3 separate regions of the Homo sapiens genome follow, and regions 1 and 2 are each linked to region 3. Evidence: chromatin contacts called from ENCODE Hi-C or POLR2A ChIA-PET data. All regions are on one chromosome and are shown on one strand. Each heading gives the region's core, a stretch centred on a gene start or an enhancer-like site at or near the end of the contact. The rest is flanking DNA. Distances are from core to core; before and after follow the strand shown. Region 1 holds the start of CSTPP1 (centriolar satellite-associated tubulin polyglutamylase complex regulator 1). Region 2 overlaps CREB3L1 (cAMP responsive element binding protein 3 like 1). Region 3 holds the start of AMBRA1 (autophagy and beclin 1 regulator 1).

The links. A loop is a pair of places that touch in the nucleus more often than their neighbours do. ChIA-PET counts read pairs that join two places held with the same protein, here RNA polymerase II (POLR2A). Pooled maps may share reads with other maps.
Region 1: a loop to region 3 is called in a map of CD4-positive, alpha-beta T cell, with 2.5 times the contacts of the local background. The contact joins the promoter of CSTPP1 here to the promoter of AMBRA1 in region 3. A Hi-C loop is called at or near these places in 1 of 168 maps with a recorded cell type or tissue (CD4-positive, alpha-beta T cell) and 7 of 50 pooled maps. POLR2A ChIA-PET finds 5 or more read pairs at or near these places in 2 of 52 experiments (B cell and HEK293).
Region 2: a pooled map shows a loop between it and region 3 (2.7-fold over the local background). The contact joins the enhancer-like site here to the promoter of AMBRA1 in region 3. A Hi-C loop is called at or near these places in 1 of 50 pooled maps. POLR2A ChIA-PET finds 5 or more read pairs at or near these places in 2 of 52 experiments (CD8-positive, alpha-beta memory T cell and OCI-LY7).

The regions. Positions count from the first base shown.
Region 1 is chr11:46,934,273-46,938,380 of GRCh38, forward strand. It overlaps CSTPP1 (centriolar satellite-associated tubulin polyglutamylase complex regulator 1), which reads left to right and starts at 2,489. Exons shown (of 9, transcript NM_024113.5): 1 at 2,489-2,579. The coding sequence starts at 2,534. RefSeq lists an enhancer at 2,347-2,556.
Region 2 is chr11:46,316,112-46,320,239 of GRCh38, forward strand. It overlaps CREB3L1 (cAMP responsive element binding protein 3 like 1), which reads left to right. Exons shown (of 12, transcript NM_052854.4): 9 at 175-274; 10 at 1,250-1,376. Among named protein-coding and RNA genes, the nearest start is that of DGKZ, 29 kb to the right of the region's middle. Within about 2 kb of position 2,631, at least 9 of the 41 ENCODE cell types and tissues checked have a DNase peak (open chromatin) inside an H3K27ac peak, as active enhancers do; they include OCI-LY7, where a contact is called at or near this core.
Region 3 is chr11:46,592,191-46,596,675 of GRCh38, forward strand. It overlaps AMBRA1 (autophagy and beclin 1 regulator 1), which reads right to left and starts at 1,833. Exons shown (of 18, transcript NM_001387011.1): 1 at 1,638-1,833. RefSeq lists enhancers at 1,585-2,085, 1,588-2,017.

The DNA of each region.
Region 1 (4,108 bases), core at 1,239-3,738, 340 kb after region 3:
ATTGCTCCAGAGATGACATCTTGTTCTTATTTAGCCTTCTTTGAGTCATTAACAGTCGGGCGCCACTGGTGCTGAAACTTATCATTATTATAACCACAAATGGGTTAATGCCCAAACAAAGCTATATTCTTGGGGCTGGTTCCCAGCTCCACCACACAGACCCCAGCAGCCAGCACCCGCCAAGTCCCAGGATAATGCTCCACAAATAAGACGATGTCAAATGTTCAGCCTGGACTCAACATTATCTTCTTCTATCTGGGAGCTTCCAGTTGCTAGCAGGGCAGAGCAAAAGGAAAAATAAATAAATAAAAGCCAGGTCAACAAACCCTAAAAAAAGAGACTGTGTGGTTTAGTGGTCAGACCACTGGCCTGGATGTTGGGATAGCTGAGATCCAGTTGTAGCTCTACCACTATGTGGCTGCATGATGCTAGACAAGTCACTAGACAAGTCACTGTTGTGACTTGTGCCTCAGTTTCCCTAGTTAGAAAATGGAAAAGTGCCTTAGAAAGGTTTTTTTTTTTTTTTTTTTTTTTTTTTTGAGACGGAGTCTCGCTGTGTCGCCCAGGCTGGAGTGCAGTGGTGCGATCTTGGCTCACTGCAACTTCTGCCTCCCCGGTTCAAGTGATTCTTCTGCCTCAGCCTCCTGAGTAGCTGGGATTACAGGCGTGCGCCACCACGCCTGGCTAATTTTTGTATTTTTAGTAGAGATGGGGTTTCTCCATATTGGCCAGGCTGGTCTCGAACTCCTGAACTCGTGATCCGCCCACCTCAGCAGAAAGTTTTTATGAGGACAAATAAGATTATTTGCAAATAGCTACAAGTTGCTTGGGAATAAAGTAAAATTATCACTTAATAATTACTATGGTATTACCTTATTAATAAAATAGTAAAAAGCCACAGTTATGGAACATATGAACCTCCCATAACCTCAAGCTAGATGGGGGAAGCAGATAAGAAGGCAATTAAAAAAAAATCAGATTTGCTGGACTTCACACCAAATACCAAATTAGTAAATTTGCCTCAAGACACTAAGCCCTGCTCCTACTTTGGCTCTGTCCTTTTAACCTCACCACATCCAAACTTAGAGTGACTCACAGGAGCCTAGAATTGAGACACATATACAATTTTAAGGGAAAGCAAGAATTAGGAGGTTTGAGGCTCCTTACTGGAGGACGCTAAGAATAGGCCACTCGGAACACAAAGAGAAGAACCTCCTCTTTCCTTTTCCTCCCAGTGTAGGTGGTCTACTGGTTTCCCAGTCATTCCTTTGATAGCTTGATTTTGTTTTCTTTGTCTCTTTTTCACAAACCTCACCTTGTTGGAGGGGGAGGGCACTAAAAAAGTGAGGACAGAGTGGCTTTTTCTGCTATGTCTGAACTGTGTCTAGTGCTACAGATCTCTGACCTGTTGTCAGGAGTGGAGAGGGGCGAAAAGAAATATTTAGGAACTTGAAAACCAGTGAATATTCTCTTAAAGAAGAAGTGAGCAATTGGGCATATAGGGAAAAAAATCTAACTGGTGTCCTCGTTTCTGCAGCCCCTCTCCCTCAAGAAGAGCAATGTCTTGGTAGGAAAAAGGAAAGACACCTGGGAAAGGTACCAAATAGTAAGGGCTAGGAATAGAAAGAAGAACCAAAGATAAAAAGGAATTGAGCCTGGGCGCGGTGGCTCACGCCTGTAATCCCAGCACTTTGGGAGGCCTGAGGCAGGCGGATCACCTGAGGTCGGCGGATCACCTGAGGTCAAGAGTTTGCAGACCAGCCTCGCCAACATGGTGAAACCCCATCTCTACTAAAAACACAAAAAATTAGCCAGGCGGAGTGGCGGGCGCCTGTAATCCCAGCTACTTGGGAGGCTGAGGCAGGAGAATCGCTTGAACCCGGGAGGCGCTGGTTGCAATGAACCGAGATCACGCTACTGCACTCCAGCCTGGGCGACTGAGTGAGAATTGAGAAGAAATGGCAATTAGTTCAGAGGACTTAATGAGTACCTTTTGTGTGTCCAGCCGTCATAGGCAGAAAAGACACATCTCTGACCTCTAGAAGCATCCAGGGTATATGCATACGTAAGCACTTTGTAGCAATTTAAGATAGTAAATACCAAAGAGATAAAAATAGCTAATGGGATACTAAGTGTTTATGGGGGCCAAAGGGCGGGGGCTATTACTGAGTTAGGATAAACAGTGTATAAAAGCAGGGATAGTTATGAAATTCAGAAACTGCGTATATGGGCGGCTGACAGTAATTCTTCGACACTGGGAAACATAACGGATTCAAAAGAATTCTTCATCTCAGATTCCTCTAAAACCAAGTCTTCAAGAATGGGAGTCCAAAGAAACCTGGACCATCGTGAAGCGACTGCCCCCGGAACTTGAGTGGCCAGCTCCACTTTGCGACACGGAGACTGTTTGTGTGACACCTCCTCCAGCTCCCGTCCCCCTTCCGCCGCGTGGGTGCCATGGCAACGGAGAGAGACGGCAACCTGGGTTCCGGAAGCCGGAGAGCTGGAGCTTTGAAGCCACCCCGGTCAAAGGATGCTGAGTCCGGAGCGCCTAGCCCTACCGGACTACGAGTATCTGGGTAGGAACCCCCTTTAACTTTGGGGAGGGAAAGACGTGCAGACGAATTAGGCCAGGGTCTGGGAGGAGGCGGGGGCGGGGTCTGAGTGGGATCGGGTCCGGGTGGTATGGGGAGGGGCGGAGAGGCGGGGGTTCCAGGGCCTGAGCCTGTAAGGCCGAGCAGGAAGGAAAAAAGCACCTGGGAAGTAAAGAATGTTTGAAGTGTAGGGGCTGGAACTCAGGCAATGTGGATTGTGTTCAAATGGGTCAGGTTGGCGTTGAGGATTTGGGGCCCTGTTGGGGTATTATTGATATGCTGGTAGTGGAGTAAGAATAACCTTGGAACCTCAAGTGCCAAATCAGTCAGCGAACATTTCGAGCTTTTCTTTTTCATTAGGCACTGTGCTAAGCATTTTTCATGCATCATTCTTCATTTGAATTTCTCAACAGCCCTAGGAGGAATTACCGTGTTTTCTTCCAGTTTTGCAGGTGGAGAAACTGGGGCTGAAGAGGTAACTTGCGTTAAGTTAGGCCACACAGCTAGAAAATGGTAGCGCTAGGATCAGAACCGGATTTGCCCACTCCAACAGAACTTGAGATATTGACTTGGCTCTTGAGCTAAGACTGTATATGTAGTACTTTGTTGAGCATCTTTAGTGTATAAGGCATTTAATGAATGAAAAAAGGCACACACACGCATAGATATGTACACACACACACATATGCACACAATACACATTTTATTTTATTTTATTTTTGAGACGGAGTCTAGCTCTGTCGCCCGGGCTGGAGTGCAGTGGCGCGATCTTGGCTCACTGCAAGCTCCGCCTCCCGGGTAGCTGGGACTACAGGCGCCCGCCACCTCGCCCGGCTACTTTTTTGTATACTTAATAGAGACGGGGTTTCACCGTGTTAACCAGGATGGTCTCGATCTCCTGACCTCGTGATCTGCCCGCCTCAGCCTCCAAAAGTGCTTGGATTACAGGCGTGAGCCACCGCGCCCGGCCACAATACACATTTTAAATAATTCATAGACTTTTATTTTTTTAAAGACGTTTTGTTTTGTTTTGTTTTGTTTTTTGAGACAGAGTTTCTCTCCTGTTGCCCAGGCTGGAGTACACTGCAACCTCTGCCTCCCGGATTCAAGCGATTCTCCTGCCTCAGCCTCCCGAGTAGTTGAGATTACAGGCATGCGCCACCACGCCAGGTTAATTTTATATTTTTAGTAGAGACGGGGTTTCACCATGTTGGTCAGGCTGGTCTCAAACTCCTGACCTCAGGTGATCCGCCCACCTCGGCCTCCCAAAGTGTTGGGATTACAGGCGTGAGCCACTGCACATGGCGAGAAGTTTTAAGTTTACAGAAAATTGAGCAGATAGTACGGCGAGTTCCCATATACCTTGGGTCTCCCTCACTCACAGTTTCCGCTATTATTTACATCTTGCATTAGTGTGGTACATTTGTTACAATGGATAAACATATATATTTATAATATATAATAATATATTATATATTATTATTATTATATAGATATATTATTATAGATACATA
Region 2 (4,128 bases), core at 1,381-3,880, 280 kb before region 3:
CAGGCGCCAGGCCACTCTGCAGAGGAGCCACGCAGGAGGTGACCTTTCCTATCTTGACTGAAACGGGCACCTGGCGTGGAGGCCAAGTCTGGAGCCAGCCCCCTAGGAGAGCTCCAGGAGGCAGAGATGCCTGCGGGGTCAAAGCCTGCCAGCTGACTGCTGTGCCCTCCTCAGGACCCTGCTCCAGCAGCTGCAGAAACTCCAGACTCTGGTCACCAACAAGATCTCCAGACCTTACAAGATGGCCGCCACCCAGACTGGGACCTGCCTCATGGTAGGTGTGGCTCCCTCCACCACAGACCCACAGGAGGAGAGTTCTTCCCAAGGCTGGCTTTTTCCAGGGTTGGGCAGAGCTTTAAGGATCGGTAACATCGTGGGCAGCGTCCCAGGGTACACCATCCTGGCGCCTGGTGGGCTGGTTCTAGCAGACTCCAGACTCCTTCTCCAAGCCCATGGTGCCTTCTGCCTCACACCGGTCCCCGACTGGTTAACACAGTGTAGATGTGTAGGTGACTCCAGTGGCCCCAGCTAGGGGACAGCTGGGCAGGTTCCTTGAGGAGGCGGCTTCCACAGGCCTTGTGCAGGGAAGGGCTTGGGGAGACTCAGGGAAGAACGGACATGGTTCTTTCTGGAACAGATGGCAGTGAAAAGGCTGAGGAAACCCCTGGAAACCCGGAAGGCTCCCAGGGCGTGTTTCAGACCTCTTCCAGTCCCTCTTCTATCTTCTTCTGGAAATGGCCAGTCTCTTGCCGCCTGGCTCAGCATGCCCCGGCCCTCCGAGACCCTCGAGCTGTCAGGCAGCAGAACCAGGCTATGGGCAGGGGTAGTGTGGGCTCCGTGGCTCTCAGCACCTCCCGCTAGCCAGGCTCCTCAGAATCCTGCTGAGAACGTGATGTGGCGGTGTGTCCCCCTCCCTCGTCCCAGCCCCAAGCCCCACCTGCACCTATTCCTTCCTTTCCTGATTCCTCTACCCCGTAAGGGGACTCCACATTGGCCACTTCCCTCTTACTTCTAGCACTGCCTGTGGCGACCCCCCTACAATGGGCTGGGATGGCCTGGGCTGTCCCTGCCTTCCCCAGAGAGGATAGGAGACCCCACATGTAGGAGGGAGTGGTCGACTGGAGCAGCTGCTTCCTTGGGAAAACGCTAAGACTTTTGTGCCTGTTGGTTTGGGAGAGGAGGAGTGGGGTGGTCAGGGCCGTGGCCCCTCCTTACCCCAGATCTGATGCCACTCTCTCTTTGCTACCAGGTGGCAGCCTTGTGCTTTGTTCTGGTGCTGGGCTCCCTCGTGCCCTGCCTTCCCGAGTTCTCCTCCGGCTCCCAGACTGTGAAGGAAGACCCCCTGGCCGCAGACGGCGTCTACACGGCCAGCCAGAGTGAGTGCCCGCCTGTCATGCCAGCTCCCTGGGCTGAGGCTGCCCTGCCCCAGCCCCAGTGTCCAGGCAGAAGCCAGACATAAGAGAGAAGCCAAGTGTGGGGTCAGCATTATCTCATTTTGCCTCATTTTCCAGATGGGGAAACCGAGGCCCAAAGAGAGTCTATGCTTTGCTCAGTGTTTGTGGTAGAATTGGGACTAAAATACAGAGCTCCCGATGCCCAGCCTAGCTCCCAGAGAGCTCAGGAGTGGCTTGCAGGAGGTGGGTTTAGGGGATAACAGGAATGTTCCAGCCCTGGGCCCCATGCATTATGGTGCCAGTGCTTATGGGGCATCTGCTAGGCACCATCAGTATCTCATGATAGGGACAGCAAGTGAGTTTCAGCTCAAAAGCCATTTCCAATAAGGTGGTGGTAGCTGCCTGAAACACTGAGTTAAGAAGGACCCTGGGCCGGGCGCGGTGGCTCATGCCTGTAATCCCAGCACTTTGGGAGGCCGAGGCGGTGGATCACCTGAGGTCAGGAGTTCGACGCCAGCCTGGCCAGCATGGTGAAACCTCGTCTCTACTAAAAATACAAAACTTATCTGGGCATGGTGGCATGTGCCTGTAGTCCCGGCTACTTGAGAGGGGTGAGACAGGAGAATCACTTGAAACTGGGAGGCAGAAGTTGCAGTGAACCAAGATCACGCCACTGCAGTCCAGCCTGGGTGACAGAGTGAGACTCCATCTCAAAAAAAAAAGAAGGATCCTGAGGCACCATTCAGAATTGACAGGAAGGAGTGTCATGATCCACTGATAATGTCTACCATGGACAGAAGAAGGGTAGCGGTGGTGTGGGTTCAGATATCTACTGTTTCCAAGGGGGATAGTAAACGTACAGTGGTTAGGAGCATGGGGATGTCAAGTCCATCGTAACTGGCACTGCCACCTGCTGTGTGACCAGGGGCATGTGTCTTAAGCTTTCATTTCTTCATCTAGAAAATGGGAGTGGCAATTTTGCACTTACTGAGCCATGGCTGTGAGACAGTGCATGAAATAGCACAGTGTCTGTGCTTATGAAATGAGCACACTCAGTCTCTTAGAGCTCACGGAGGAGAGAATAGCTACATCACAGTAGCTGGCAAAGGGAGAACCAGGGTAGGGCCCAGCAAAGAAGAGTGTGGATTTCAGACGCAGAGAATCCTTCAGGTGGACCCACAGAGGAACTTCCTGGCTGTCCCTCATCACTTACCAGTCAGTCACTTACCAAGAACCACGTGTCTGGCAGGACAGGAGGAGGAAGAGGAAACAGATGGGAGGTCAGAGGAGGGAAGATTAAGGAGTGAGTTTCAAGAAGGAGGGATATAGCAGGGAGGATGAGCTAGACGTTGAGGGCCTTGAGGGGAGGAAGCTGGTGTGGGGAGGGTTAGGGAAAGAGGAAGTAGAGACAGGGAGAGTGAAAGCTCCTCCCCGGACACGTGCAGGCTGAGGAGGAGAGAACGGGGTGGTCACTAAAGGCGGGTGGGCAGCAGCAATGCAAGGTCTGGAGAGCCATGTGTCTGCTTTTCCAAGGCCACAGAAGCCACTGGAGAAAAAGGAGTGGAAAGAGAGCTGGGGTTGATGGATAAAGCCACAGTGAGAGGAGGCAATGAATGAGCCCCTTGGAGGGAAGGCAGTGGGTTTTAGGCCCAGGACCTGGGCTGGGTGGAGAGGAAGACACATCCCAGCAGGCAGATGGCTTTGGAGCAGGCTGGTTTGCAGAGCTGGCGCACTGCGCAGTTCCAGGGACCTCTGTTCACACAGACTATGAGGTCATGGCTGCAGAGCCGGAGGGGCAGCAGATCCCAGGGCCAGGCAGACCTGGGTTCGCATCCTCCCTTCAGGGAGGACAATTTCCCTGAGTGCCTGGAACTTCAGCTGCCTCCTCTGGGAAGCGGGGCTAAAGAAACCTCATTCCCTAGAGTTTCTCTAAGATTTTAACCACTCTACTTAGGTCTATGGGCCTTGGATAATGCCTAACAAATGATGGGTGTCCAACAAATGTTTGTTTTCCTTCTCTGAAGGGCAAATTAGGATCTAGAATGGGGAAGAGACTTATTCCAGGTCTCACAGAAAGTAAGTGGTGGACTGGCCGGGTGCGGTAACTCACTCCGGTAATCTCAGCACTTTGGGAGGCCAAGGTGGGAGGATCACTTGAGGCCCAGGAGTTCAAGATCAGCCTGGCCAACATGGTGAAACCCCGTCTCTACTAAAAATACAAAAAGTAGCCAGGTATGGTGGCACACACCTGTAGTCCCAGCTACTCGGGAGGCTGAGGCAGGAGAGTCGCTTGAGCTCGGGAGGCGGAGATTGCAGGGAGTCAAGATCCTGCCATTGCACTCCAGCCTGGGCGACAGAGCAAGACTCTGTCTCAAAAAAAAAAAAAAGGGAGATAGAGCAAGTAAGTGGTGGAGGTTAGAACACAGCTCCCAGATGCCCAAACTCAGTACCCTCTGCTAGGAAGAGGTGACTTTTCTGAGTATTTCCTGAACACAGTTTCAATCACTTCCCCTGTATTACCTCATTTAAACCTCTCATTTACATGAGGTTGGTCCTAGTATCCCTATTTTACAGAAGAGCACACTGAGGCTCAGAAAGTTTAAAGCAAAGTGTGTGGCTTACCTGAGGTCACACATCCGGGAAGTGTCAGAGCTGGGACTCAGATCCAGGGCCTGCGTCCTTAACCACTAGGCCATGAATGTGGCCAGGATGTTGAGGGAATCTTGGGCACACC
Region 3 (4,485 bases), core at 583-3,082:
TCCCAAAGTGCTGGGATTACAGGAGTGAGCCACTGCGCCCGACAGGCTGAATTTTTTTTTTTCCAAGAATGAAGTGACACAAATTAGGATCATGGTACTGAATCCGATGAAAATAACAGACTTAGTCCCCAGACTTTCCAAGCTGGGAAGGAAAAGGGAACCACAAAGGAGTTCCCAAAGCGTTAACCTTTCATTTAAATATCTCAATATTTGAATGATTTCTACACACAGCCTTTTTTAGCTTTTGTATGTGCAGTGACCAAACTACTAATCAAATACAACAAAACTGGGCGGGCGCGGTGGATGCCTGTAATTCCAGCACTTTGAGAGGCCGACGTGGACGAATCACTTGAGGCCAGGAGTTCAAGACCAGCCTGGCCAACATGATGAAACCCCGTCTTTACTACAAATACAAAAATTAGCCGAGTGTGGTGGCGCGCGCCGGTACTTCCAGCTACTCGGGAGTCTGAGGCAGGGGAATCGCTTGAACCCGGGAGGCAGAGGTTGCAGTGAGCCAAGATCGCGCCACTGCACTCCAGTTTGGGCGACAGAGCTAGCCTGTCTTAAAAAAAAAAAAGAAAAAAGAGAGACAGACTCCTTGGGTTTCCATTGGATACTCCCCAGAAAGCAGACCCTCACAGGACAAGCGTTTGCCTTCAAAGTCTTGACCATCCTCTACTAGACTCTAACCTCTAACCACAAACACCATAGTTATAAGATTTCCAAAGAGGCTGGGGAGAAGGAGGATAAATCAACCAGGAAACAATGTAGACAACAAGGTTATCAGGAAACAAAGTAGACAACAAGGTTATCAGGAAACAAAGTAGACAACAAGGTTATCAAGAAACAAAAAGAAACTGTCATTGCTACACTAGTTAAAATGATACAGACTTTGAAAAGCAAAACAGCCAAGAAACCACATGGTTCCTTTACTTCTGAAGCCTCTTGTGACAGGATCTATATTCCTAACAGTCTATATTCCTAGGAAAATTGGGATCACAGACGATCAAACAATAACTCACTGTTTTCATAACTTGACTGGTAAGTGGGGGGAAGGGAATTGGTAAACGACAAAAAGTGACTTACAGTGAATTTAATGATCTGTTGGGGATATGTGGGGAAGTCACGTCCCAGACATCAGCCTCAGTTTACCCACCCAGAAAAAGGCGAGAACATAACACTTCGCTCAGAAGAGCCAGAGGGCCTTGTTCCATAAGCCTCCACCTACTCAAAGGTCCCTTCAAAGGCTGGACTCAGTAGGGGTCCCCAGTGCAATTGAGGCATGACACCCGGAGACTTCGGGGTGGGGGGAAAAGGAGAAAGGAAGGAGGGTCAAAGTGCGCAAAGCTCTATCGGTTCCTGGAAAGCCATTTTCGCCACACACTGGGGGTGCCCTAGACCCAACATCTCCTCCCTAAAGAACCACACCGGGAAGCCCCAGCAACTCTCCCTCCTTTCGGCTTCTCCCTCGGTTCCGGGCTGCCCCTCCGGCCGCGCCCCTCAACGCAGTCCGGTAGCCCCTCCTCTGGCAGTGTCACGGCGGCCGGCCAGCCTGCCCACCCGCCGGCGCCAAGGTCTTCTCAACCCCGCGGCGGAAGGATGCCGGGCTGGGCCTCCCAGGCTCCTCCTGGGCCTACCTGCAAGGCAGACGGGAGCTCGGTTTGCAGTCCAGCGAACGGGCTGAGCCACAGGGAAAAAGAAAGAGGAGACAGGAATAAAGGAAGGGGTCCGTTCTACCGACCGGCAGGAGAAGGCGGCTTGAGCGCGGGGCCTCGCGGACAACTCAGCCCTCGACCCGGCGCCGCCGCCGCTCAGGAGACATCAAGCAAGAAGACGGCGCAAAAGATCACCGAATACAAGAACGCCCCAGACATCAAAGGAGGAACGCCCAAGCAATCGTTCAAGGAACCACAGCCGAGCGCCGAAAAACAGCTCAACTCCTACTCAAGGTCCGGCTCCTGTCTGAGGCGTAAATAAACAAACCCAGATCATAAGCCACGGGTTAAAAAAGAGCCTGCACTTCTGCCATTTTCTGTGGGTCGCCGGCTGTTAAAGTTCTTTAGAGAACTGGAGTTTCTCGTGAATGTGTTGAAGATCAAATCATAGCGCAATAACACTTGTTGTGTAACTATAGTCCCCCAACTGTTCTATGGACTCCCAACACTCTTTATCCCAATTGAGCAAATTAGTTAACCTCATTTGACCCTTAGTTTCCTAACAGAGCAGTGAGGGGAATTAAAAATCATAGAGACAGAAAACGAGAGAGAATTCAAGCTGAGGAACAAAATGAACAGTCTACGTAAAAGCTCCAGTTTAGTCCCCACAAAGCATGACCAAGAGAAGCTGGGAAAACCCAGAATTATGTAGCCTGACCTTAAGGCAGGGGGAAAAAAAGCACACGGATTGCTTTTCTCTTTTATTTTCTTCCAAAGGCCTAGAGCCACAGGTGTGCTTCTTACATAATAAGCAAAAGTCTCTTTGGGTTCAGAACCTGATAAAGTGTTGACATTTTCATCACCACAACAATGGCTTTTTTCTGTAGTCTCTTAGTTGATAAATGAATATGCTCAGCACAAATATGGATTAATATGTACATCCTAGATGTGATTCAATAAATCACAAAGATCACTGCAAGTATGGTTACCAATTGTGAGCAATCATAGTCTACCTTACCTGCTCCTAGGGAGGTTTACACCCTTCCCCACTACTCAGAGAGGAAGGGTGTAAAAAGGAAACAAGATAGTCCCAGTTTGTCGGGCGCAGCGGCTCACGTCCATAATTCCAGCACTTTAGGAGACGAGGCTGGTGGATTGCTTTGAGCCCTGGAGTTCAAGACCAGCCTGGGCAACATGGTGAGACTCCAGTCTCTATAAAAAAAAAATAAATAAATACAAAAAGTTAGCCGGGCCTGGTGGCTCCCGCCTGTAGGCCCAGCTACTCGGGAAGCTAAGATGAAAGGATATCCTGAGCCCGGGAGGTGGAGGCTGCGATGAGCCATGATCACACCATTGCACTCCAGCCTGATCTATGGAGCAAGACCCTATCTTAAATTTTTTTTTTTTTAAATGCCGGGCGCAGTGGCTCACGCCTGTAAGCCCAGGACTTTGGGAGGCCGAGGCAGGTGGATCACGAGGTCAGGAGTTTGAGACCAGCCTGGTCAAGATGGTGAAACCCCGTCTCTACTAAAAATACAAAAATTAGCCGGTCGTGGTGGCGGGTGCCTGTTATCCCAGCTTTTCGGGAGGCTGAGGCAGGAGAATCGCTTGAACCCAGGAGGCGGAGGTTGCAGTGAGCAGAGATCGTGCCACTGCACTCCAGCCTGGGCGACACAGCAAGACTCCGTCTAAAAAAAAAAAAAAAAAAAAAAAAAAAAAAAAAAAAAAAAAAAAAAAAGTCCCAGCCTTTGAAGACTTTAATTAAACTCAAAGAGCACATCCTTACAGTATTAGCCTTTTTTAAATAATGTATTGGCACTTTACAAAAATCTCCTCTAAGTCTTTGAAAATACTGCCCAGGCCGGGCGCGGTGGCTCACGCCTGTAATCCCAGCACTTTGGGAGGCCGAGGCGGGCGGTTCATGAGGTCAGGAGATTGAGACCATCCTGGCTAATGCGGTGAACCCCGTCTCTACTAAAAATACAAAAAATTAGCCAAGCGTGGTGGCAGGAGCCTGTAGTCCCAGCTACTCGGGACTACAAAAAAAAAAAAAAAGAAAGAAAGAAAACTCTCCTTCTTGGAGAGGCTTGTGGAGCATAGCTATAGCCCTCATTCAAATTTTACTCAGATAACTACATTGTTTTTGTTTCTTTGTTTTTTGAGACGGACTCTCGCTCTGTCGCCCAGGCTGGAGTGCAGTGGAGCGATCTTGGCTCACTGCAACCTCTGGCTCCTGTGTTCACGCCATTCTCCCGCCTCAGCCTCCCGAGTAGCTGGGACTACATGCGCCCGCCACCACGCCCGGCTTTTTTTTTTTTTGAGGATTCTCGCTCTGTCACCCAGGCTGGAGTGCAGTGGCATGATCTCGACTCACTGCAAGCTCCGCCTCCCGGGTTCACGCCATTCTCCCGCCTCAGCCTCCCGAGTAGCTGGGACTACAGGCGTCCGCCACCACGCCCAGTTAATTTTTTGTATTTTTAGTAGGGATGGGGTTTCACCGTGGTCTCGATCTTCTGACCTTGTGATCCGCCCGCCTCGGCCTCCCAAAGTGCTGGGATTACAGGGGTGAGCCACTGCGCCCGGCCACGCCCGGCTAATTTTTTTGTATTTTTAGTAGAGACGGGGTTTCACCGTGTTAGCCAGGATGGTCTCGATCTCCTGACCTCGTGATCCACCCACCTCGGCTTCCCGAAGTCCTGGGATTACAGGCTTGAGCCACTGCGCCCGGCCAACTACATTGTTTTGAAACCTTGATTGCAGTAAAAAAAACTAATTTCACTGCTCTAGACATTTTCCTTTTTTCAAAAGCTGGAGACTTTTGAGTAAAACA